Linked DNA regions of Mus musculus: region 1 is linked to region 2. Evidence: chromatin loops called from intact Hi-C (ENCODE). Cell type or tissue: gastrocnemius. All regions are shown on one strand. Links, peaks and the distances in the headings refer to the core of each region. The heading gives the core; the rest is flanking DNA.

Region 1 (10,716 bases), core at 2,370-7,369, 150 kb before region 2:
CTGCAGAAGTCAGAAGAAGGCGTCAGATCCACTGGAACTGGAGTTACAGATGGTTGTAAACTGCCGAGTGGGTGCTGGGAATTGAACCTGAGGCCTCTGGAAGAGCAACCATTGTTTCTAACTGCAGAGCCATCTCTCCAGCCCCAGTATAAAGCTTTCTTGGGCACCAGCTATGGGCCAATAGACAAAACCTTCAACAGCCAACCCCTGGGGCTTACAGTAGACAGGATGAAGTTTCTCCCTGTACGGGTCAGCTATGGCGCCTCTCACAAGTCCTCAGTCTGGGCCAGCCAGCAGTCCTGTGGGCAGTAGCTTGCAGGGTCGTTTGCTGCTGAGGGCTGTTTGGGAAGATCTGTTCAGTACCTTTCTCAGTTCTGGATGCTTTAGGGTTTGGAGCTTCTGGGCTTGTGGAAGCATCACCTGACCTTGGCTCTACTTCACAATGTGTCTATTGCCACAATGTTTCTTTTCTTTTCCCTTTCTCTCTCTTTCTTTGTCTCTTTCTCCCTTTCTCCCTTTCTCCCACTCTCTCTCTCTCTCTCTCTCTCTCTCTCTCTCTCTCTCTCTCTCTCTCTCCCTCATGTTTTTGTTTTGTTTTATGAGATAAGGTTTCTCTGTGTAGCCTTGGCTCTCCTGGAACTCACTCACTCTGTAGACCAGACTGGACTCAAACTTGGAGATCTGACTACCTCTGCCCACTGAGTGCTGGGATAAAAGGTGTGCACCACCGTACCTGCTGAATTTTTCTTTTTTAGAAGGACAAGGTCAGTGGTGGTGCATGCCTCTAATCCCAGCACTTCGAAGGCAGAGGCTAGCAGGTTTCTGAGTTTGAGACCAGCCTGGTCTACAGTGTGAGTTCCAGGACAGCCAGGGCTACACAGAAAAACCCTGTCTCAAAAACACAAAAAGGAGGAGGGGGGAGGAGGAGGAGGCCATTGCATCAAAGCACCTGCTAGGGCCTCATCCTAATCTGATCATTCACAGGACTGTTTCCCTGAAGGGTGCCTTCTGGGGTGCTGAGGGTTAGATCCCAGTATGCCATTTTAGGGGTGAACATAGTACCTTCTCTAGGGAAGCTTAGGCTGGTGTGGAGCAGAGTGTCGCCCCCAGGACACTTCAGTTTCTGACAAGGTCTTCTGTGAACACCTCTGATTGGTGAAACCAGGTCACATGCCCGCTCCTCGCTGTCTCACTAGCTAGGAATTTTGTGTCTGACTCCTTCCTACCTTGAGGAGGCATGGAAAGTACTGTGGGCTTTCCCCCAGAGCAGGAAGAGCATTCCAACGACTCATCCAAACAAGGCATCAGAAATCCACTGCACAAGGACTTGCAGGTTTCTTCCCAAAGAGTCCCTGAGCCGGAGTGGGGTGAGACAGCAGCTTCGTCTTGTCTCTTCCTTGTGCTGTCCATGCAGCACCTCACATTCAATAAGCATGTTCTATAAGCCAGACAATGTTCTGCCTTTATTACTTATTGGCTATTCTTGTGTGGTACGTGTGTGGGGTTGCTTCTCTTCCTCCATCATCCATTTCAAGGCTCAAACGCAGGCAGCTGGTCTTGGCAGCAATCACCTGTACTCTCTGAGCTATGTCACTGACCCAGTTTCTAATCTCCTGTATTGCCTTTTTTAATCCTTCTCTTGCCCCTTCCACAGATGAGAAGACTGAGGACCAGGAGGACCAGGAACTTAACCTAACAGGTGGGAGAGACACATATGAATCAACAGTTCATGGACAGAGGAAATGAGAGGTGGAGCCAGAACCCTCCTGGCCACTATTCATTGACAGGAGTGAGAGCTGTAAGCTGCTGCCCTGCTGCCCCTGACTGGAATGTCCACTGTGCACCCCTAAACCAAGGCACTCTGTCCAAGTGCTTGAGAGCCCTGAAAGGAGGAGGAGAGAAGGCACCAGAGGGGTGGGGGTGGGAGTCCAGTCTGGAGTCTCTGTCTGCGTAGGTGGCTGAGGAGAGGCTACATCAAAGGGGTGGCTCCTGAACTTCTGACCCTGCTGGGTATTCACAGATGTCTCCCTGCAAGGGCAGGGAGGGTCTCTCGATGGTCCCTTGCCAGGGAGCCACTACACACAGGGCCAGGCTGTCCCCAAGCCTCTTCCCTGAAGACCTAGGAGAGGCCATGTGGCTGAGAGAGTAGGCTTTCTAGCTGAGCTGCATTGAGAATGTGGTTCAGGCTCTTGACATGTCCAGAGACAGAGACCTGGGACCCTGGTCTGTAGAGTTGAGTTTCGAGCCTTACTATGCAAAGAACAGAGCAAGCTGTCATGACTCTGTTTATACCAGGGACATCTGTCATTCCAGGGAGTGCTGGACTCACCCTAGTGCTTGACTTTCCAAAGGAAGCAGGGTGCATGTTAGCATCTTGAGGTTGGGGTTTGTAGTAGCACATGTCTGTCTTTCCTTCCTCCTGTGTGTGTATCCCCTACTGAGGAGGGCAGGAAACAGCAATAAAGGGCCAGGTGTGGTGGCAAGCATTCCCAGTTCTGTTTGGGTTATAGGGCATGAGGGCTTCATGAGCCCAGAAGCTCAGACCTTGCCTGGCAACATAGCTAGCATCATTCCCTTCAGCCTGATTCACAGTCAGGTAAGACTAGAATGCCTTTCTATCCGCCAGCAGTACAGTCCACAACAACATACAGAAATAAGAAAGAGAAGGAAAAAGAAATTATCCGCTGGAAGTCTTTATTATAAACTATGAAATATGAAGTTAATAAAAAGTTGCAGAAATGTTTCCAAAAATCAATAATGTTCCAGAGCTTTAAAACTGGATTAATTTCATAATAACAGAAGAATATTAATGTGTATTGTAGGCTTATTCCTAAGTGTCTCCCCACAAATAAGCAGAGAAGAGGGGCATTTATAGAATTTGAAAATAAAATGAGGTCCTGCCTGAATTTCCAGCCATCCTATTAAATTTGAATTCTTGATAAGCACCAACCCCCTTTTAAACATATGTCTCAAATATTTCATGAGGTGTGTACTGATACTAAAAAAAATTATTTCTCTGATGCTCAAATTTAGTCAGCTACACTGTATTTCTGTTTGCTCCAACAGGTCACCTTAGGTCTGTTCTTGAATCCATCTGAGACGGGGTAGGCAAAGGAGTGAGATGAAGCAGCTGTTGGGCAGACCCTAGGGCCTGCAAGCCTCTGAAGCTGGCCCCAGAGCTGCCACTTGGGGCCTCGGGAGACCCCATACTTCCTCTCAGAGCAGCATCTCCGTGGACAGAGCAGGCTGGCCCCGCAGCTGCAACAGGGAGCCTGCAAAACACCTTCAAACAAGTCAGAAGAGAGGACTAGGTGAGCCAAGAAATGACCCAGTTGACAATCATCACAGGAGAGGCCCGGCTACATGTCCTAGTACACCAGGCCTGATCACAGGTGCCTGGCTCCCTCGGACATGGTGGGCCAGCCTTGCCACCTGCGAGGTTAGTGACACTAAGCCACATCTCCAGTGGCCCAGTAATTCCAAAGCCTTGCTCTGACCTTCCCTTCGGGCCCAGCTGTTCCGCCCATCCCCCACATTCTCTGGCGCTGAGGTCATGGAAACCCCACCCCACCCCCACCCCCGAGGGGAGGGCGCTGCCAGGCTGAAGTGCCAATGTAGGGAGATTAGCTGGGTGACTGGTGGTTTGTGTAGCTGTGGAGGGTTGTGGGTTCAGAGAGAGAGAGAGACAGAGAGGCAGACAGAGAGAGAGAGAGAGAGAGACCTAGGCTCCCTAGAAGCCAAGGAGAGAGTCTAGCAGTCTCTCCAAAACAGGACAAGGCCTTCTCTGAGGACTCCTCTACCCTAGCGTTGTAGGGCAGTTCCTCTGGGTCTTTCTGCTCATGCGTCGCTGGGGGGGCGGGGGGGGGGGACTGCTCCAGGTCCTCTCTGGTGAACAACAGACAGGAGGGGGGCGGGGTGCCGGCCTGCCTGGGAGGAAGAGAAGGAAGAATGGTTTGGCAGCGATGCTTTTAGATCCATTCTAAAAGATGACAAAACCAAGACACAGGAGTCGGGGCTTTCTGCAGTTACCAAATAGTCTGGCTCAGGTTGCCCCAACACTAGAAGCTCGGCCTGTGCCATTCCTCTTTGTTGCTCAGGAAAATTCTGGTTTCCCTCAGAAGGAAACACCTCCTGTCAGCTCTGTCAGGCTATATAGTTATGTCCTCCCAACCCCACTTCCACAAGTTGGTCTATAGCTGTGACATTTCCACTAGAAAATAATGCTGAAAGGAAACCAACCATACTTGTGTGCACACACCAGCAACTCTGTTGGTCCCTCAGCCATCCTCCCACAGAGCGTGGTATACTCTGCGGGCTAGGCTCCAGGGGGTTCTGTGTTGATGACCGTCCCTCCTCTCCGCCCTTGGGGAGTCTCATTTGAGAAATCTTGGCAGCCTGATGACCAATCCCGTAATCTTGTTTATGTGATCAGCTGGGTTTGGTAACATGATGAGATATTTGCCTTCATGGTATCTCCCCGAAAAGGGACTCAAGGGGCTGACCTGCCTGCCCTGTGTCCTCTTCAGTCCTTCATAGAAGGATCAAGCTTCACCCATCTTACTTGCACTGGGATTGCTCAGTCTCTGATGCCCCTGTCACCTCTAACGACTATGCCTCCTCTAAATTATTCCTCACAGTTGATGGCAAGAAATTTCTGGTAGTTCTGTGTGTGATGGAGAGAGACTGAGAGAAAGGGTTGGGGAAGGCTCACGCAGAGATAGGGGAGGGAGGAGATAGCAGTCTTGGGGGGGGCTCATTCAGAGAGAGGAGAGGGGGTAGGGAGCAGGCTGTGGGTGGGTGAGGCTCACTCAGAGAGGAGAGAGGGGGTATGGAGCAGGCTGGGGGGGGAGGCTCACTCAGAGAGAGGGGAGGGAGGGAGCAGGCGGGTGGGGGGGGGGAGGCTCACTCAGAGAGAGAGGAGGGGGTTGGGAGCAGGCTCAGGGGTTCCAGTCTCGTGGGGAGATGGATGCAGGAGGTGACAATGGGAGCCAGGGCCTCCCAGCCCAGTTTGCTTAGAGTCTAGTCAAAGGAGTGTGGGCCACCAAGTCAGGGCCAGTGCTGCAGCACCTCCCAGGCTGAGGGTTTACTAAGCAGCACTTCTGCCATCAGCAACAATTCCCTGTCTCTCTAAACACCCTGCCCACACAGAGCCTTCTCTTACAGTGTGGATTTAGAGCCAGATACAGAGTTCGAATCCCGGCTCTGAAGCTTGCCAGACTTGGAAACATCACTTAATTCTTTCTAAACCTCCAAAGTGAGGTTCTGAGCACCAGCTGTCTGGCTGGCGTGGGGATTATGCCGAAGTCATGACAGCTGGCTGTTTGTCACTGTTCCTAATGTGATGATGTGACAGCTGTCTTTCTTTACCTCTCCTCCCCCATTGTCAGCTGAGTCTCTGCCATCCACAGCCTCAGCAGCACGGAATCCTCAGCAGCACCATCCAACCAGCAAGGTGGTGGTGAGAAGGCAGAGAGAAGCAGAAGGCTCCCATGAAAACAAACCAGAGAACACAGGTGACCTCCCATGCGATTCTGAGGAGCACTGTTGCCACTGACTAGAGGAGAGAAGGGAGGGAGGGCCTCTGGGAGACACAAGACAGAGGCAAAGGTTCAGGTCTCTGATGGGGCCTCCCTTGTTCTGACCCTACAAACATGTGGTAGAGACCTTATTTTGGAAAAGGGACTCTGAAGACATGATTAAATATTTCAGGCTGAGAACATCTTGACTTCTCTGGGTGAACATCAAGTTTAGTGTCACGTGCCCTTGCAGGAGCAGTATAAGGGACTTCACAGGAGGCAAAGCTTTGAGCTAAGCCACTGTGAGCCACAGAAGCTGAGCAGGACCAGAGGGGGTCCTCCTGACCTGACATGCGTGTTTGACCTCTGGCCCCCAGAACACAGAGACAATTTTCTATAGTTTTAACCTTTCAGTCTGGGGCTTTTGTTACAATAGCAACAGGAAACTAACACCAATTTCCACTGCCAGATCCCTTAGAAAAATATCTAGTCAGCTTGGGGATTTACCCTGGTTAGTATTTTTGTCAATCTGACACAAGGTGGAGTCACCCAGAGAAGAGGGACTCAGCTGAGAGAATGCCTCCATCAGACTGCCAGTCCAGTGTGAGAGGACCCAGCATAGCCAGGATAGTGCCACTCCAGGGCCCATGGCCTGAGCATCCTAAGCAAGCAGGCTGACGAGTGATGGGACAGCCCGTGTAAGCTGAGTTCTTTCACAGTCTCCACTTTGGTTGCTGCCAGAGCTCCCAGCCCCACTCCCCTTCGTGATGGACATGAGCTGTAAGGAGGAGTGAGCCCAGTGCTTTGTGTCATGGTGTTTTATGACAGCAAAGGGGAGCAAACTGAGTGTTACAACCCAAGAACACAGAGTGGCTGAAATGACAAAACGCTCAGTTCTGGAGGTCAGGAGTCGAAGCTCAGGTTGGTGCAGGCCTCTCCTGGGCATGCTCTCACGTAGCCTTTAGATGCTGCATGTGCGCAGGCAGCTGATTTGCCTTCTCCTTCAGTTTTGTCTTTTCTTTGAATCATGGTCTCGTTCTGTAGCCCAGGTTTGGCTTCGACTACATTCTTCCTGCTTCTACCATGACACACTTGCCACTGTGTGTGTGATGTCAGAGGACAACTTGAGGGTCAATCCACTCTTTCCCATGCATGGTTTCGGGGGTGGGGATGGGGACTCGAGGTTTGGGAGCAAACACCTTTACCTGATGAGCCACCTACCTTAAGGAACTTGATTTATTTCATTAGTGTATATGTGGGAGTGTGGGAGGGTGTGGAGTGTGGTGTGTGTGTGTGGTGTATGGTGTGTGTGTGTGGTGCATGTGGGATGTATATATATGGTGTGTGTGGCGTGTGTATGGTGTGTATAGTGTGTTTGGTGTATGGGATGTGTGTATGTAATATGTCTCTGTGTGTGGTGTGTGTATGGTATGTGTGTGCATTGTGTGTGGTGTATGTGGTATATGGTGTGTGTGGTGTGTTTGCGGTGTGTGTGGGTACAGGCACATATGGATCACTGTACACGTGTGGAGGTCTGAGGCAGGCTTTCAGGAGTCAGCTGTCTCCTGTCACTGAGCATCTGGGATATAACCCAGGCTGTCGAGCTTTTGAGGTAAAACCTTCCGCACCAAGCTTCATGCAGGACCAGCTGTGGCACGATCCTGGACGGGTTCTCTGTTGTGGAAAGGAGGTCTCAACAGCAATGGTCACCACTCCATCTGATCCATCCTTAGCCAAGCACAGACATGTCTCGCCTTATAATCAAAGCACTGAAGAGTGGAGGCAGGAGGATTTCTCTGTCCAACCAGCCTAGAGTCCCAGGTCCCCAAAGCACAGTGGACAGCTCCTCAGGCACAGTACCTGAGGTTGACCTCTGGCCTACACACACACACACACACACACACACACACACACACACACACACACACACACACACACACAAACACACACACACACACACACACACACCATCTCAAACTGTCTCCAGACTCATGGGAATGTGACTTCTTTATACCCCGATTCCAGGCGATCCTGTCTGAGGATCCTGTCTGAGGATCCTGTCTGGCCTTGCGTTCACCAAGGCCTGGCAATGAATTAGTGCATTTGCATTGACTTAATTTGTAGGGCTGCTTGTTTCTGAGTGCTGCTGGCTTCACTGCCCCAGACCCTCCTCAGAAGCATAAGTCTCCAAAGGTGCTCAGCACTGCCCCCCACACAACCACTTTCCCACAGAGGAGATTCTGCAAGCTGAGAGATACATATGAGCCAATCATCTCAGCTATAGGGGAGGGAACTTCGAGGACAGGAGAGCAAGACTGTCCTCTCTAGGCTAGCTCAGCAGCCTGCTGCTGCCTCTGACTATGCTTGAGAGGCCGTGTGCCCTGCCCCAGGGAAAATGGTGGCCGAGTCGCAGCTCTGGCCTCTGCTTCCCCTTATCTGTCTGGGGAGGAGGCAGGGGGTCTCTCAGAATTTGCTGAAGAGAGACAGCAGATCGTTAAAAACCTGCTCCCAGAAGGAGATGGAGAGAAGGCTCGGCAGTTAAGAGCAGTTGCTGCTCTTGCGCAGGATCCAGATTTGGTTCTCAGTCCCCATAGAGCTCCTCACAAGCCTAGGACTCCAGGTCCAGGAGAGTCCAGACTCTCTTCTGGCCTCCTTGGCACTGCAAGCACGTGGTGTGTGTATATACATGCAGTCAAACTACTCACATACATAAAAGTAAATACTTTTTTTTTTTTTGGAGTCAGAGTCTCACTGTATAACACTGACTAGTCTGGAATTCACTGTGAAGACCAGGCTGGCCTCAAGCTCACATAGATTTGCTTGCCTCTGTTTCCCAAATGCTGGGCTTAAAGAAATTCATTACTACGCTGGGCACTATATATGTGTGTGTGTGTGTGTGTGTGTGTGTGTGTGTGTGTGTGTGTATGAACCTGCTTATAAAATTCATCTAGGGTTACAGTGTGGCTCACTGGTAGGCCCTACCTTCAGCACTACCCACACAAAAAGCCCTCAAATCCCTCCCCACCAAACCACACCAGAAAGTGGTCCAACATAGACGGAAAAACACACAGTTTAGGGGTAGCTCTGTGGATAAAAGCACTTGCCATGCAAACCTAGTGACGCGGGACCTATTCCCTTCCCAGGGCCTTTCCGGATGGAGGGAACTGTGGAGTTGTCTTCTGACTTCCACATGTGCACAGTGGCCCCTCCCCATCACACAAATACAAACAAAAAATAAATATTTAAAAAATGTGCAATGCTTAAAATAATAATATCCTTGGGTATGGCAACTAAGAACAAAGTACACTGGGATATAATGAACACTTAAAAAGTAATAAAAATGAAACTGATAATATCCCTAAGAGATTTCTAATTGAATCTTATTCCTAAATTTGAATTGCTGCTATGCTCAGGTTAGACGTCACCACAAAATGCTCTTGTGTTTGTCTGATCTTCACACCATGACCACGGCCTTCACTGGTGGTGTTCTGACGCAGCTGGGAGAAACAGGCTCCTGGGCCACTTTACTCTTTCTCGGTGCAGCTTGCTAGGGCAGACAGCTGGGCAGGCCAAGGTCCACGGGACAGACGCTGTCTGGTTCAGTGCAGCTCTGCTGTTCCCAGCAAGGAGGCAGGCTGTGCAGTGTGTGTGTTCAGATTGGGTGGAGAGCAATGTAGCTCAAGGCCTTATACCAGGATCTCTGTGGCAAGAAGCAGTTCTGTAGAGGTTGCTTTAACCTGACCCAGGTTTCTACCCTGCTTGAGTTCCCAGATTAACACACACACACACACACACACAGGTGATAATTTGTTTTTTAAGGAGACAATGAGCTAGCTGAGCACAAGAATCATTGCTCCTGCTTCCTGGCTGTGGACACATGTGCTACCATCTGGTCACTGTGCCTTCTCTGCCATGCTGGGTTGTGCCCCCCAGGGCTGTGAGCCAGAACAAACCCTTTCTTCTTTAAGTTGCTTTTCCCAGGTGTGCTGCTGCAGAAATGAGACAAGTGACTGATACCTCTTCCAAGGCTCCCAGAGGGCTGAATCAAAAAGGGTGAGCTCTGGCAACTGAGCAGCACAGACTGAGGCAGAGGACTGCTCCAGCCATGCTGGAGTTACAACGTGCAGGGTCTCAGTGTGAACACAGTGGAACTCCAGGTCACACTCAGCTCTGATGAAGGGTGTTGTGTGATACTTGGGGTGATGTCAGTGCAGTAAGGGCAGGTGCTGGACACAACAGACAGATGCTGTGCATGGGAGACAGGGCTGCAGCTTGGTTCATTAAGGTGTAAGGACAGAGATGGGACACTCCTCTGTCCAGTGACTTCTGCTGCTCTACAGTGTAACTGGGTCCCAGTTCCTCTACCCTGGCATTGTACCTCAAATCTAAGGCTCCCCACTGCCTGCAGGGACCATTCCCTCACTTGTCCACTCACCCAAACCTCAAGGGGTGACACCTTGAACCCTACATTTTTTGTGGTAAGATACATATGAGGGGCTGGAGGGATGGCTCAATGGTTAGTAGAATTTATCACTAACCAGAAGACCCTGGTTCAGTTCCCAGCACCCACATCAGGTGGTTCACAATGCCTGTAACACCAGCTTCATGGGGCCCTAAGGTCTCTTCTTGCCTTCATGGGCATCTGTACATGGATACACATACACACACACATAAATAAAACTAAATAAATCTTTTTAAAAACATATACAAAAGGTACATGTAGCATTAAATCCACATTCTTACAGTTAACAACAGAGTGACATTTAGTTCATTTACAATGTTATATGACCATCTAGTTCCAGAATATTCTTCAACAGTCTCCAAAGGAGATCCTGTGTCTGCAAAATAGCTATTCCCCACAGTCCCTTCCCCTAAGCCTTGCCAATCACTAATTTATGTCTCCATGGAATTGCCTATTCTGGTATTTTTTATTTATTAAACACACATGGCTTCTCTCACTAAACATAATCTCTTTTTTAAATATATTTTTATTAGGTATTTTCCTCATTTACACTTCCAATGCTATCCCAAAAGTCCCCCCTACCCTCCCCCGCACTCCCCTACCCACCCACTCCCACTTTTTGGCCCTGGCATTCCCCTGTACTGGGGCATATAAAGTTTGCAAGTCCAATGGGCCTCTCTTTCCAGTGATGGCCGACTTAACATAATCTCTTACATGGCATCTAGCTGCAGCTTATTC
Region 2 (10,716 bases), core at 2,166-7,165:
GTATCTGAACTGGGGAGTCTCTATCTTCAATATTCTGACTGAAGGGAAACCAACACCATTAGCAATAAGGGTCAGCATCTGAGGTATCACTTCCTACAGCCAAATTAAGTCTCCTCTCTTATTCATGCCCAAGATGACTACATCTATGAAGGGCCTTGTAACAGCACAATCTAAGAGAAGGGTTTGGAAGGACTCGTACTTCCACTCACATATTGGCCCACATTGTCTGCAATCCCATGGGGTCTTCAGAAACAATCTAGTATTTTATTTAATTCATTGGGAAAAATGTATCAAGTACCTATTAAAGAACAAATAGTAAATAAGAAAGATAACTATGGAACTGGGCACAACAGCTCATGTCGGTGATCACAGCACTTCAGGAGCTGAGGCAGGAGGCTTGCTGAGAGTTCCAGGCCAGCTTGAGTGTATATATGAAGGGACATTATGAAATGACCACTGTCTTATAGGAGTTTAGATCTGAGTGGGGTGTGGGCAGGATTCAATACTATAAAAGGGTTTTGCAATAACATATATATATATATATATATATATATATATATATATATATATATCTCCTTACTTATAACATTGCTTTGGAGGAGAGGCAGGCAAATAATTCAGCCTGGAGCTATCAAGGAAGGCTTCACCAACATGGCAAGGAAACACTGAAACCAGAGAGAAAAGGGGCCTTCAGAAAAAAAAAAAAAAAGCATCTCTTCCAAGAGAGTCTAGCCTCTCTTTGCACCAAGTCTTGTGTCATTCCATAGCCTGTAAATTCTTCAGTAGTCAGTCTCCACCTGAAACTATGTAGCCCAGGCTGGTCTCATTTATGACAATCTTGTCTTAGCCTCCCATGTGGCACACCCTTGTGATCCCAGTAGTTGGCAGATAAAGGCAGAAGATTCAAGAGCTCGAGACCAGTCTACTGGCCGGCCTAGAATACGCAGATGCTCAATAACATTGGTTGAATGCATCAGTGAACAGAGGCCTGAAGGACAGTGCTTATTGAATGGGGGTGTGGCATGGAGATGTATGCACTGTATGATGGCTCTGGGCAAGGGAAGAACTTACTAAAAGGCTGAAAAGTTGAATGAGTAGCTGGAGACCCCTAGCTCATAAAGGGGTAGCCTTTTATCTCCCGATAACAATAGACAAAGGTAATTTATTTAAGTAGGGATTGTTGTGATCTTAAGTTTAAGCATGGCATCTGGGCTCTGGAAAACAAGTTGTGATGTGGGTGGATGTCCTGGGATTACAGACAGAAATAGCTTCGTGCAAGCTAGAGGTGAAACACTGAGCCAAGTGCCTGCCTGGTGCCCATTAGCCCAGTACTTGGGAGGCTGTGGCAGGAGGGTTGTCTAGGTAGCCAGGGCTACACAGAATTTGTCAGCCAGCCAGGGCTGCATAGTGAGACCCTGTTACTGAAGACAAAATGGGGGGAGGGGGGTGAAGACAGGCAGACAGAGTACCTTGTAAAACAAACAGTAAGTAGGTGTTTCTGAGGCAAAGCTGTCTAGAGCTGGGGACTAACTAGATCTCACTTAAGTTTTTGAGGGAGGGAGGCAACTGTGGCTAGACTGGCAATGATCACCCCTTAAGACCACAAAGAAAGAGGAGTTTTAGATTTGGCGATATTAGGTCTGAAGTGCCTGGGGAAGGCTTTCTCTGAATCTCCAGGTCACCACTACCCAGTTTCTCCTACCCCTTTCTCTCCTCTTTCCTGCTGTGATCACTCCAAGTCCCAAACGCTCCTTACAACTCAGCCTGCAGAGTGGGTGTGGGGGCACCACGCCAGACACAGGGTTCAGGCTTGGTGGGTCTGGCTGTGACCTCTCCCGGAGGCGGCTCCCTGACAGGAAGGCAGGCAGGCAGGCCTGCCACTGGGCACACACAAGAGCTTCCTGCGCTGCAGCAGGTGCCCAGGCCAGCTGCTCCAGCCCTTCAGACTCAGATCAACAGGATGGGCCAGCCCAAGCGGAAGGAAGCCTGCAGGGAAGGACACTCCTGCAGACAGAAGCAGGGCACCGGGTGGAGAGAGGCAGGAAGAGCTGCCTGGGTTGCTGAGTTGGCGCTCCTCCAGCGGATTCAGAGCAGGCAGTGACAGGAGGCCATTCAGTCATCTTCCCCCACTCCCACCCCCACCCAGGGCTTCTCTGGCCCACGTTATTATCATTACATTTGTTGCTGGCTGGCTTTAGGTATACCAGAAGGAACCATCAGATAGATGTTGGTAGAGCTGGAGGCCTCTAAAACAAATTCCCTCCTTTACCTAGTCTGTGGTGACTGAGAAAGGGCACCTGCTTTAGCCCTTTTAGCCCAGCAGGCTGAAAAAGCCCACAGGAGGGCAGTGACTTTTGTCTCATGATCTGCCTGTCCCAGGGAGAAGATAAAAATCTCTAGTTTGCTTTAAGCCCCGTTATCACTCCCTCCGGCTCCAACAGCTGCCGTGAACCCGCACAAACGGGCGAGGGGGCGGGGCAATAGGGCGCCAACGAGGAGCCAAGAGCTCTCAGACTAGGAGGCTACAGCCTCAGCCGGGCTGCTGCACCCACAAGCTGGCTTCCCTAAGAAGCTCAGCTTGCCCTCAATCCCTGGAGCGGTGGAGGGGGCAGGGACAGGAACTCGATGTTTGACCGGGTCAGGAATCCCACCTGCAAGCATGCTTTCCTCACCCCATCCCCTCAAGCGGTTTCTTGGTAGGGCGTCGGCGAAGACTGTGGTCCCGCGGGTGGGGGAAGTGGAGTCCACCTTGGAAATAGCTCGAACATTGTATTTTAAACTTCAACTACATCAAACTCAAACTCGATTCTGCCACCGAGCGTCGGGTCTGGGGCTCCCTGCCACGCCACTAGCTCTTTGGTACCGGCTTCCCTTAGTCCCCACTCCAACCGCCCAGAAGGACGGGAGGGACGCGCAGAGGCGGGCCCTGCTGCTAGTGCCTGTGCTGCAGATGGGAGGACGAGCCAGCGCCTGCCGCCTTGGGCGTGGGCGGTGAGTGCGAGCAGGTGTCTGTTCCGTGACAGGGCTCCCGCCGCCACCATCTCGCCCTGGTTCTCCCCAGTCCTCCGGCTTAGAGTGACAAAACCCGGCAAATGCTCAGAAATGCCGCTCAGTGGTTCATCCATCCCTTGCTTCCACGCAAGACCCACGAGAACCACGCTGCCAAAGAACGTCTGGTGGCTCGGAGCCGCGCTCGCAGCCTCCGCCTCCGCCTCCTGCTCGGGGTCCCGCCCACTCCCTGGCGGGCCCAGACGCTGTGGGCGCGAAGGGGACTGGGCGGAGCGGGCTTCCCTTCCCACCCCCCACGTGGGGCCGGCTCTCCGCAAAGCCTAGTCGCCGCCACCGCGCCTCCCAGCTATGCCCCGCCGCCGGCGCCGCCCCCGGGCATGGGCGGAGGACTGAAGGCTAGGGTTGGGCGAGGGGCGTCACGGAGTCAGGTGGTCCCCGGAGTTCCCCGGGGCTGGACCGAGGGAACACGGTGCCTCGGGTTGTGTACACGCTCCACTGACAGAGCCTCTTGCAGCCGGGCAGCCGCTGATCACGCGTGGCTCTGCCAGCTCATTGGCTGAGGCCTCACACACCTTTGCCGCTGATTGGTCGACACTAGGCCCCGCCCTCTACCCCGCCCGCGGCGCGGGGCAGGCAGAGCGGCTACCTGCACGGGGAGGGGGGCAGACAGCGCGGAGCGCGGTGGCGTCGACGTCTAGTGTCTCAGTGCTCCCGTCTGTGGCTAACTAAGCAGCCAGCAGCCAGGCAGCTCGCGACCTGCGGCCAGGCAGCCAACCATGCTCAACTTCGGCGCTTCTCTCCAGCAAGCTTCGGTAAGTTACCTGAGGATGCTGGTCCTTTCCTGCCGGTCAGTGTAGGGGAGCCAGCCGGAGCGCGAAGCATGAGCCCCTAAATAAGCCACGCCTGAGAACCCAGGCTGCAGCGGGGTCTTGCAAGGGATTTCCTCCCTGCAGGCTGGAATATCATCGAGGGCATGTGCAAAAAAAAAAAAAAAAAAAAAAAAAAAAAAAAAGGGTCGGAAGAAGCCTGGGACCTGGACCAGGGGAGAGCGATCCTGGGTATCCAGGAGACAAGGAGGACTCTCAGGGAGACCCCAGGAGACGAGTGAGCTGGAGGGGCTGTCTCCCTGGAAGCGCGGTTTAGATGGAGGGGGCGCCCTGCACCTGGCTCTGGCGGGAGATGCCCCTGTCTGCACCAGGAATGCGACCCGGGGTGACAAGGACTACTCACGGTCTGCCTAGCCGAGAGGAGGGCGCCTGCTCTTCGGGGGAGGGGGAAACCCTGCCAGGTGGAGACCGCGGGGCTGGGCTAGCCCGGGGCTGGGGGAGGGGATGGCCGGCTTCGCGCGGGGTATGGAAGGCACGCGGACTCTGCGGCCGCCAGGGGAGCCGCGGCGCCCCCGCAGACGTCGGGAGGGGACTCCCCATCCGAGGCGGAGGCAGGTGGCTGCCTATAGATTACTCTTGGCAGGGGGCAGGGTCCTGCCTTGGAGCCCGACAGCTTGGCGGGGGAGTCGGGACCGCGAGACGCGGGGGCCGCGTGTCGAGGCGGGAACCGTGGGGCCGCGCGCCTGGAGCCCGTGCTGTGGGCGCCGCACGTCTGGGAGCCTGCAGAGACTGCTTGCGGGGGCTCAGGCTGCCGGAAACAGCAGTCGGACGAATGCTGCAGATGCGGGTAGGCTGAGGTCCCGCGGGCCGAGTGGGCGGAGTGCCCCAGGCTCCGGCCGCTCCCCGGAGGCGGCGAGCAGGAGGAGGGCGGCGGTCGGGCTTCCGCGGGGACCCGGCCCCACCTCCCGCAGCCGAGGCGGAGGCCAGGGATGGGCGGCGAACGGGTGCACCCGGGGAGCTTCTCGTCCCCGAGTGACCCAGCCCCGGCCTCCGCCAGGGGCGGGAACGAGGCCCGGCCCTGCTGTCGGTTCCTAAGGGAACCGCGGCTCGGAGGAGGTGGAAGGGGCGGGCGACTCGGGAGCCGACACCGCCCAGCCCTCGCGCCGCCCGGCGCGCACTGGCGAGCGGTTGGCGGCGGCGCCCGCGGCCCCTCCCCGGCCGAGCGGGGGCGGGGGCCCGTGCTCAGGAAGTAGGGGAAAGGTGACGGCGCGGCAATTCCCAGTTCACGTTTCCTGCGCCGCCCGGAGCAGTCGCTGATCACGCTTTGTTCACATGCCTCGCCCCCTCCTCCTCGCGCCCCCACCCTGCCCGCCCAGCCAATCCGGACGCGGGCCGCGGGCCGGCCGGCCAATGGCAGGGGCGGGGCGCGGGGACGTGCGCGCGGCGGGCAGTGTTCCCGGTGACTCACCCGCCAGCCTCATTGAGGTTAGGGCGGCCCCATCGGTCGGTCCCCGCCAGCGAGGATCTCCCCCGCCGGCCTCCCGCGCCCCGCCCCGCCCCGCCCCGCCTCGCTTCTGCCTCCACCCGGCTTCCCTTTCCTGCCTCGCACCAGCTCTTCGCTCCCTCCCGGCTTCCCCTCCCGGCTCACATTCTTCACCCCTGGCTGCCTTTTTTCCCACCCCTCTTTCTTTGAGTTGGTGACTATAGGCTTTTTACACTTACAGTCTTCATCCATTGCAGCTTACATAAAGGCGCGAACGATTATGCAATTACATTGTTAGTGATGTTTCAAGAACCGTGTCTTGTTTTCCCACACTCAGCAGGAAGATAGGCATTTTTAGAAAAGCGTTAAGATTATCATTGCCATTTTATTTATGTATTAGGTTTTTGCTTTGTCTTTATGAGTTCAGGCTGGCCCTGAACTAGTTATATAGCCAGAGTTGGCCTGGAGCCTTATATTCCAGGCTCCCCCACTTTATGAGGCTTTTCATAATTTTTGCAACCTCTACTTTAACCAGAAGAATTTGGAAGTTCTTTTTAAGAGGAAAGTAGAGATGGTTGGTGATTCTTTTGAAATTCAGGTCATGGAACTTTTAATGTGAGACATTAGGTCGAAGGTGTTGCACACAGAGCATGATCGGTTATCAAATCATGTTTTAATTAAATTAAAACCAACTTGTACTCGGGGTTTTTTGTTTGTTTGTTTTTGCATATCCCAAGAACATATTTTATGCCTGTCTGGTCCCTTATGGTACAGAAAAGCATTGTGTTTAATAAATCTGATAAAAATCATAGATATTAAGAGATTGAGACTTGACCAAAATAAAATATTTTTTTCCTCTTTGGTTGCTTTGTGTGTTTTGCATTTTGAGATGCAACTTCCAACTTCTTGGCCTCCACATTCCTGAGATTATACATGTATCCCACCATGCCTGGCTGTATTTGTGTGTGTCCACTTATTTTACTCAATCTCCACCGTATGTGATGAAGTTACCAATTTCAGACTTTAGGTAACTAGATACCACTTTAACCTGGAAGTAGTTTAAGTCAAATTACATTTTAAGACATTCGTCTTAATTCCCTTACTGGTAATAAGGTGGCCTTTAACCTTGAAATAAAATAGCAAGCATTGGGCATTCCTGCGGTTTGGATAACCAGATAACTGATTAGCTTCAACTTTTGTTTTTGTAGGAGGGGAAAATGGAACTAATTTCTGAAAAGCCCAGAGAGGGGATGCATCCCTGGGACAAAGCTGAGCAGAGTGACTTTGAAGCGGTGGAAGCGCTCATGTCCATGAGCTGCGACTGGAAGTCTCATTTCAAGAAATACCTTGAAAACAGGCCTGTCACACCAGTGTCTGATACCTCCGAGGATGACAGCTTGCTTCCAGGGACGCCTGACCTTCAGACAGTCCCAGCATTTGTAAGTATTTTCAGTGGGTAGAAGTGACAGCATTTTTTAAGAGTTTACATAATGGACCTCTAATTCCTCTCCTTGCTTGTGTTTGTATTTGTAGTGTTTAACGCCACCTTACAGCCCCTCTGACTTCGAACCCTCCCAAGGGTCAAATCTGACTGCATCAGCGCCATCTACTGGCCACTTCAAATCTTTCTCCGATGCTGCCAAGCCTCCAGGCGCCACTCCTTTCAAAGAGGAGGAAAAGAATCCTTTAGCTGCCCCTCCTCTTCCTAAGGCTCAAGCCACCAGTGTCATCCGTCACACAGCTGATGCCCAACTGTGCAACCACCAGTCCTGCCCCGTGAAAGCAGCTAGCATCCTCAACTATCAGGACAATTCTTTCCGGAGAAGAACCCACGGAAATGTTGAGGCTACTCGAAAGAACATACCCTGTGCTGCAGTGTCACCAAACAGATCCAAGCCTGAGCCCAGCACAGTGTCCGATGGTGATGAGAAGGCGGGCGCTGCACTATATGACTTTGCTGTGCCTTCCTCAGAGACAGTAATTTGTAGGTCTCAGCCAGCTCCTTCGTCCCCAGTGCAGAAGTCAGTACTGGTGTCTTCACCTACAGTATCCACTGGGGGAGTGCCACCCCTGCCTGTCATCTGCCAGATGGTTCCCCTTCCTGCCAACAACTCTCTTGTTAGCACAGTTGTCCCCAGCACTCCTCCTAGCCAGCCACCAGCTGTCTGCTCACCTGTGTTGTTCATGGGCACTCAGGTGCCTGAGGGCACCGTCGTGTTTGTGGTACCCCAGCCCGTTGTGCAGAGCCCAAGGCCTCCAGTGGTGAGCCCCAGTGGCACCAGACTGTCTCCCATTGCCCCTGCTCCTGGATTCTCTCCTTCAGCAGCAAGGGTCACTCCTCAGATTGACTCGTCCAGAGTAAGAAGTCACATCTGTAGCCACCCAGGGTGTGGCAAGACTTACTTTAAAAGTTCCCATCTGAAGGCCCACGTGAGGACACACACAGGTACTGACCGAGTGGGCTCTGTCTTTGAAGTGGGTGTGTATGTGGAGTTAGACTGTGGACACAAATGCAAGGGAGGGTGAGGTAGATGACTCATTGTCTTTAAAATTAGTCAGTTTGTCCCTAGGCCTGGTGCCACACCCTTGTAATCCCAGCACTTGGGAATTGGAGGCAGAGGAAGCAGCACATCTGGTAATATATACATGATATATATGTATTTATTACATTATTTATTCAGGCGGGGTTTCTTTGTGCAGCCCTGGCTACCCTGGAACTCAGTCTGTAGACCAGGCTGATCTTGAACTCAGATTTCTTTCTGCCTCTATCTCCAGAGTGCTGGGATTAAAGGTGTGAACCATGGCGCCAAGCTTTGATAATTTATGAACTGACCAGCTTTCAATTTTAAACTCTGTGCGTCAATGTATAGTAACCATCTGGCTTTCTTTGCTTCAGGGGAAAAACCTTTCAGCTGCAGCTGGAAAGGCTGTGAAAGGAGGTTTGCTCGCTCCGATGAACTGTCCAGACACCGGCGGACACACACAGGTGAGAAGAAGTTTGCCTGTCCCATGTGTGACCGTCGGTTTATGAGGAGCGACCATTTAACCAAGCATGCCCGACGCCACCTATCAGCCAAGAAGCTGCCAAACTGGCAAATGGAAGTTAGCAAGTTAAATGACATTGCTCTGCCTCCGACCCCTGCTTCCGCACAGTGACGGCCAGAAGATGGAGACGCAGAATAAACTTTGGTCAGAGTCAGGAGCCAGTGATGGTGTCAAGTGCTTCTGCAAGGCTGTGGCCCTCCAAAAGGGCCTAAAGTAGAAGCCCTGGCCTGGGGGAGGCCCCGCCTGGGTGAAATGACAAGAAGTGCTTCAGCCACAGGCAGGTCACAGAGGACAGGGCTCAGTTCTTACCACAGAGAGAGAGGAGAACCCTTTTATTCCTCCCTTATTTTAGTCTGGAAAGTTTCGGCTGAGGTGAGCGCAGCACAGGTTTTGAATCACATACACATTGGGGACTTTGTTTTTGCCATTTATACTTGAGACCAGCTTTGCAGTGTGATTCTTTCAAAGGATTGGTTTCAAGAATATAGAGGCTGGAAATTACGGTACAGAAATGGAGCTAGAAAATGAGTTTGTGTTACACAGAGATGTCATCTTCTCCTAGAGTTATCTTGTTTCTTATTCCTAGTCTTTCCAGTCAAATCCGTGGATGTAGCTAAGTATATCTAAAACTCATTTTTCCACTATTGTTGGTATTTGAAGTTGAACAGCTGTACATTGCTGTGGGGGAGCCAAAGGATTGGAACCCTCATTAATTTAATTGCTTGGAAATGCAGCTAAAATTCTTCTTTGGCATTTTGTTTTGAAAGTTTAGGCATTTTACTCTACTTTAGATTTTAGTTTGCTTGCAGTTTTTTGTGTAGATTTGAAAATTGTATACCAATGTGTTTTCTGTAGGCTTAAAATACACTGCACTTTGTTTAGAAAAAAATCTGGAGATGAAAATATGTATTATAAAGAAGAGATGTCAAGAATTTGAGATAACTCCTTGAGAAAGTTGGCTTTATGTCATCAGCAAAGGACACTTAACGTCAAGCATACACTGTGGTTTTTTTGTTTTTTTGTTTTTTTTTTTCAAATTAGAAAGTTTAATGACCGTTACAGATGGACAGTGTCTTTTTATTTATAGGAGTTTTTCAGGATGTCAGAGTAGATAGGTAGGAAAATTGTTATTAGAACATTCGCTTCTACCTTGAAAAGGATGTTAATGTGGTCATGTTCTTAGCACCACAGTGTCTGGGCATCTGGGAAACTCCGAGACTTTTTTAAAGTGTCATGATGTGATCACACCTGCAGTTTGGGGCATCGAATCCAGGGCCTTGCATGTCTTCTGTAAGAGCTCTCATCGCTGACCTGTATCCCCCGCAAGAGCAATGACTTTTGCTAACAGTATTTCTTTTCTGTTGTAAAGTGGACAGATGATACACTTGGTCGCAAAGGTAAATTATTCAAAATCCACAGTGAAAACCTCACCACACTTTCCCATTTAAACTATTTCCATATCTCAGAGGTTTCTGACATGCAAACTTGAACCCTTGAAAGAAGAGTTTTCTTAAAAATTATAAAAAATCACGAGTTACAATTTGCACAATATTTTTTGTTGAACTTTATACCTTGTTTACAATAAAGACTTTTCTTTGGTATACACAGTGAGTCTGTTGTATGTGTTAAAACCCATTCTCCATCTCACCTTCATACTGACCTCATTCAGATCAGAACCTGAGGCCAGATTGCTTTAAGATGATGTAACTGCTATGACCAACAAGAGAAGGCTGACCTGTCATCTGGAGGGACTTGTTCAAGTTGTACTCACTCAGACCAGGAAGAGATACTCTAGATATAACAGATAAACTGGTCCTTAAGCAGTGTGAGAGGCCAGGCCACCTCTGCAGAGACACTTGCTAGTCACTTAGGAGCGTTGTAAGTAGGGTATGACTTTTTTCTTTTAATAAGGTCACTATTTTAGTTGGCCCAAAAGTCTCACTGCTCTTGAGAAAATCTGCAAAGGCCCCTGCTTGAACACCTGGCTCACTTTTTGAGACAAAGTCTTATTGTAGCCCAGGCTAGCCTGGAACTCAAATAGCCCAGGGGGTCGCAATTCTTCTGTGCCTCTGGAATGCTAGGATTCACCACGATTCCTTACCCCAACCTCTTGATTTGTTATTTTTACCATCCTTGTATGAATCTTGTTTGAGGCAAATTATTGTGGTATTCTAATTCTTTTGTTGTATATTTTTGGGGATTCTATAGGAAAGACTAGTTTAGTCTCCTTAGTTATTCCTGTCGATATGGATTTGTGGAGACATATATCATTCTCTTAAGTTATAAGGGTTTTGTTACTCAGCTGTCCCAGTGTGATCCTTGGTTTCTTGTTTTGTTTTGTTTTGTTTTGTT

The links. Hi-C counts contacts between places; a loop is a spot of excess contacts. Peaks named below come from ENCODE experiments on the same cell type or tissue, not always from the same donor. Only the 100,000 strongest peaks of a DNase experiment are listed, where the experiment ranks them.
Region 1: it touches region 2 in a loop (2.1-fold over the local background); 6 of 42 quality-filtered maps call a loop at or near these places.

The regions. Positions count from the first base shown.
Region 1 is chr15:38,445,754-38,456,469 of GRCm38, reverse strand. It overlaps G930009F23Rik (a long non-coding RNA gene), which reads left to right and starts at 962. Exons shown (of 6, transcript XR_875184.1): 1 at 962-1,367; 2 at 1,655-1,699; 3 at 3,067-3,311; 4 at 5,388-5,513. In gastrocnemius, for the core only: no CTCF peak of the experiment used is centred there; DNase peaks (open chromatin) are centred at 3,472 and 5,248; H3K27ac peaks cover 3,133 bases.
Region 2 is chr15:38,293,664-38,304,379 of GRCm38, reverse strand. Klf10 (Kruppel-like factor 10) reads left to right here and starts at 3,669. Exons shown (of 4, transcript NM_013692.3): 1 at 3,669-3,821; 2 at 6,528-6,758; 3 at 6,853-7,765; 4 at 8,216-9,974. The coding sequence starts at 3,786. The coding sequence ends at 8,475. It overlaps Gm35248 (a long non-coding RNA gene), which reads right to left and starts at 5,633. Exons shown (of 3, transcript XR_001781645.2): 1 at 5,559-5,633. In gastrocnemius, for the core only: CTCF peaks have their summits at 2,939, 4,405 and 6,926 (motif pointing left); DNase peaks (open chromatin) are centred at 3,587, 4,396, 5,215, 6,932 and 3 more places; H3K4me3 peaks cover 4,588 bases; H3K27ac peaks cover 5,000 bases.